Regions from separate parts of the Homo sapiens genome. Here region 1 is linked to region 2. A link is a loop called in an ENCODE intact Hi-C map of the cell type or tissue named here. Cell type or tissue: heart left ventricle. All regions are shown on one strand. Region 1 overlaps TP63 (tumor protein p63). Region 2 overlaps TP63 (tumor protein p63).

Region 1 (2,500 bases), 49 kb before region 2:
CAGCTCATGGTTGGGGCACCGCTTCACCACCTCCGTGACGTGCTCAGCTTTTTTGTAGACAGGCATGGCGCGGATAACAGCTCCCTGAGGAGGTGGGGTCATCACCTTGATCTGGATGGGGCATGTCTTTGCAATTTGGCAGTAGAGTTTCTTCAGTTCAGTGGAATACTGCTTAGAGTTGGGGCCAGTGGAGAAAGGAAGGAGAGAACCAACAGGAGATATTGTTACATTCCAAATCAGAACAATGAAAATCTGTCCACTTTTTAGAGCTGCATGCTGCCTGTTTACTACTGGCTACTATAGATGTGACGTATGTCAATGTTATTAGAGGAAGTTATATTAATATTTTGTGCTATCATAAATAAAACCCCATGTTTACAAAAGGTTTTATGTTTATCAAAACACATTTATGCCATTATTTCCTGTTATTTTCCTTTAGCATGAAGAAGCTGAGGCTCAGAGGGGTTTAAATGAATGAAACCACGAGTAGCTTCATAGATTACCAGAAGCTAAGTGAAAGAAGAGTATTGGCATGTACTGAGTGATATTAAACAACAACCACAAAGACAGATTTCTGCCTAGATTACAATTAATCCAGTCTTTAATATACTTTAGAGACACTCACAGGAATTAGGGTTCATGGGATTTTTTTTAAGATGGAATATCTGTTAGAGAGTGAAGAGATTTCGCCTGACGTCAGATCGCTTGAAACTGTAAAACAAGAACTCCCTTGAACGCCTGCACTTTCCTTCTGATGTCAAAGACTAGGAGAATGCAAGAGCTGAAAGGGGCTGTTTGGTCCTAAACTCCTGAAAACACCGGGCCTGATGTAGCACAGCTAATCATGGCACAGAAAGGATCTGGATGCAGATCTTCTCACTCACAAGTGAGTGAAATTTTTCCTTCTCCAGGGAGAGGAAGTTTAGTGGTGGTTAGTTGCTTGTAAGTTGGCAAAACGGGCTGGAGAAAGCCTGAGACCTAGAACCAGATAGAGATCCCATCCTGTGTTGCTTCCTCTTCCCACTTCTGAAGCAGAAGAGAACCTTCATTCTAATCCTTACACTATAGTAAACCTTATCATCCCTGTGCTCTGGGTCAAAGCCCTATCTCTACATTCCTAGCCACTCAGGCACTTTGCTCAGGCAAACCACCCAGGCACTGGAATTGCTGGCCAAGAGTGGGGCACCTAGTAACATGTATCCAAACAAAGGATAAACACACACACAGGTTGCAATCGTAAGTTGGCCCCAACATCCTCCCAGAGGAAAGATGGTGGGGGGGCAGAGCCATAGTGGCAATCGGATTCGTTACTGATATGTCCCACCCTAACTCTCACTAATGGCAAGTATCTTAACAAAAATCACACATTTAAAATGTTGCTTTATTTCTTCATTTTAAAATATAGTATTTGTTTAAATGACCTTTCCTTTTCTTCCAAGTATTCCAGCACACAAAATTTTTAGTTAGAAGTTTCCCAATGCTAGAAAAGTATTGCAAAATCAGTCCTCCATGTCCGCAGGCCATGGATTAGACGCAGCAAAAGGGTTTTATATAGCTTGAAGAAATAGGAAACATGCCAAACTTCAACCACAAAAATAAAATTCTACTTGGGAAACACTGAATGAAATCTAGATGGGTATTTTTGCTCTAGTGCTTTTAACTAAAGACTTACACAGAACTTGTTTTATGACATGTTAAGAACTTCCTTTTATTGAGAACTTGAAGAAAATAAGCATATCCATTCGTGTTTTCGTTAGGAGGTATATAACGCATAATCTAACCATGAATTTCGTAAGATGACCCTTAGGAAAGATGACTGAAAAATAAGTCTGTCAACTAATACCTAAAGGCAAATAAGGTATCCTTCCAAGTATGTAAAGATTGCAGAAATGAAGGTTAAGTGTTCAGCGTAGAAGTTTCTTAAGGAAAACATTCCATTTTAATAACTGATATACTATAAATCAAGCTCGAGAGAGTACAGTATAAAAGCATTAAGAATAAAATTAAGGATCGTCAAGTGCTAATTCTTGTTCATTCTCGGGGATGGGGGTGGGAATCTAATTTTTAAGCTTAATTAATGATAAATAATAATAGCTTCATCGTTTACTGAGTTCTGCCTTAAGAAATTTTATCCTGATACAACCCTAAGAGGAAGGTATTACAAGCATACTGTCTCTTATCTGAAACCACAGGGGCCAGAATTTTCAGAATCCAGAATTGTTTAGATTTTAGAAAAATAGTAGTTTGCATAACATATGAATGTATCCAGCAGAATTTAGGGTAGCACCATAAGATCAAACATTATTTCTGCAGAATTCATAAATATTCACACTAACTGATAAATGACTACGAAACCTGGGTTTCACCATCAAATGAGTGTGCCACAAACTTAAGAAATCAAAATAAAACTGAACCAACTTCTGATTTTCAGAGCTCTTGGAACTTCAGAATTGTAGATAACAGATAATTGACTTGAATTATCATCCCTATTTTATAAATA
Region 2 (2,500 bases):
ATCATTCGGCTCATTTATGCTACCTCCCTGACTCCAATGACATTTGGGTTTGCTACCTCTAAAGCAGCCCATTATTATTCACCAAAGTGATTTGTTACATGAAAAGGTTGTGATAATTTAATCCTGATAAAAATTTCCACGGTGATTGATATATATCATGTTCTCCATATTAATTTATGGAGAAGAGTGAAGCTATAGTAAAAAAAAATAAAGAAAGATACCATGTAGCTGATGATACCTACAAAACCAAATTAACTAACAATAATAACATAAATGAAGGAAAAAAGAGAAGGAGGGAGTAGAAAGAAGGGGGAGAAGAAATGCGGGAAGAGGAGAAGAATAGGGAGAAAGAAGAAAAGGGAAAAGCAGAGGATTTTTGCTGTTACTCTTTGTAGTAGGAAAAGAAATATAAGCTTTATTTAAATTATTCATTTTTAAAATCAATAGTTTTTATAATGTTCACATGCAATAAATCAAGATCAGTTTAATGTTAAATAGACACTCCACGGTGCAGTGAACAAATCACTCAAAATAGTATGGGAGGCTGATAAGCCTTAGATTAGATTAAACTGGCTCATCACGAATACGTTAACCTAGAGTCAATCTAAAACTCAGGCAAGAACGCTGATTCAGTTATTCTGCTCTGGATGAGGGAACAACTCTTCGGAAGCATGCCTTACAATGAATATTCATTTTAAATCCAAAACCTAGAGGTAAGTTACTTGAACCATCACCAAAAATCTCTAAGCACTTTATTTAGTACATTCTTCCTCAATACTCTGTGAACTAAGAAATAGTTTAGATAACAGATTAATATGCTCAATGCTATTATTTTCTTCATCATGGGAGTGGCACAAAAAGGCACCTGATACACATCTCACATAATTTATGAAACAGCTATGGCAAGAAGTAAAAATTATCTTGTTATGATAAACACGAACACATGTACCAGTGGCACGAGCTACTGACTTCTGCCCCTCACCAATAAAATCTAACAGCCACTGAATTGTAAGATTAGATCAAGCCCCAGATGAGACTCAGACTTTAATGGGGGAAGTGCTTCCACTGTGAAAGAAAACTGATAAATCCTATTTACCATCGAAGAGTTTGTCTGTACATCTTGTCCTTTGATGGGCTATTCTTAAGAGTCTCTAAATTCCAGAGGGCCACGCAATTGGCTGGGTTGCATTAGATTTCTGCAGAGCTGGCAGCCTTTTTCTAAAAGTCTTACATTACAGGTAACCTGATGACAGGGAGGGTGGGCCGCAGGCGCGCATCTCAGCCTGCCTGCGGAGCCAAAGGGAGTGAGCTTGCGAGACCAAGACCCATATGCTGGGATCAATGGAACTCTCCCGGGAACTGGCTGTTCCCCTTTCAAACGCCACCTCCCTAATCTCTCCACTTGCTCAAGTCAAATTCTCCACAGCTCTGAACATGACACGAAGCTGGCATGGTTAAGAAAGGCAAAGGAAGAACACTCTCTATAAATCATGGGTGAAGGCTACAGGGAACAAATTCACGGGCAGTTAACAATCAGAGTCAGAATTGAGGGCTCCTGCTGGGAACTACAATTGTTTCCTTTAATTATGAGAGAAAAAAAGTTCCTTCCCATTTATTAAAGGTTTACTGTGTGCTGGACATTGTGCTGGGCACTAGATCAGGGAGTCTGCCATACAAGACCTTGAGGTCAATGACAGGAGAAAGATACAACAGCAAAAAGTGATCCTATGTCCCAAGGGTAGGGTCCTTACTTCAGTCTGAACACAATTTAAAAAACAAAACAATGCAAAAAAAAAAACAACCTGAGGATTTTCATGGCGTATGCACACAGAGAGTACTCTCGTGTCATGAGCGGTGAAAAATAGCTCTCCAACTGGCAAAGGTGTGTGAGGCCAATAATCAAGACAGACTGAACTATGTTCACCAAGAAGCCTCATCACTAGAGGGGAGCACAAAGAAACACCGCCCCTACAAGTGGGGTTCCTTACCAGGACTCTCAATTCTCAAGCAGGTGCCACAGAAAGCTTTCTTTTTCCCTCACCAGCAACTCCCAAAGCTTTCCTTATCAGTACAGAGAATTCTTTCTAATGGCCGTATGGTTATTGCTTATAACATGCCATCTAGTTTTTCACGGGTGACTGATCAGGTTGCTTCCAGTAGTTTGTCATTATACATTAATATCTTGAGTCTGCCATAAGTAAGGCCCACTGTTATTCCTTAACACAAAGAATACAAAAAGGCATTCCCATCATGAAGCATCAGATTAAAAATGAGGAACGAATGTCAAAAATCAACAGGTTCTTAAATCTGGAAAGGGCCTCTCCTTGCACTGGCAAGGAGAGCCTACATCTGCTTGGGCAGGCTTCGGAAAGCAGCAGAGCCAGCCTGCAGAAGTCTGCATGCAGGAGAGGCTGTTATCACCCTATACCATCTATTCATATATTTGGATAGTGGATAGTATCACAGTCCCTCTATAAAGTATGCATGTTAATAGCCCAAA

What was found. A loop is a pair of places that touch in the nucleus more often than their neighbours do. Peaks named below come from ENCODE experiments on the same cell type or tissue, not always from the same donor. Only the 100,000 strongest peaks of a DNase experiment are listed, where the experiment ranks them.
Region 1: a loop joins it to region 2, with 2.1 times the contacts of the local background. A loop is called at or near these places in 3 of 110 quality-filtered maps.

The regions. Positions count from the first base shown.
Region 1 is chr3:189,861,900-189,864,399 of GRCh38, reverse strand. It overlaps TP63 (tumor protein p63), which reads right to left. Exons shown (of 14, transcript NM_003722.5): 5 at 1-168. Among named protein-coding and RNA genes, the nearest start is that of MIR944, 33 kb to the right of the region's middle. In heart left ventricle, no CTCF peak of the experiment used is centred here; a DNase peak (open chromatin) is centred at 1,189.
Region 2 is chr3:189,812,894-189,815,393 of GRCh38, reverse strand. The region is part of intron 4 of TP63 (tumor protein p63); the gene reads right to left. Among named protein-coding and RNA genes, the nearest start is that of MIR944, 16 kb to the left of the region's middle. In heart left ventricle, no CTCF peak of the experiment used is centred here; a DNase peak (open chromatin) is centred at 1,273.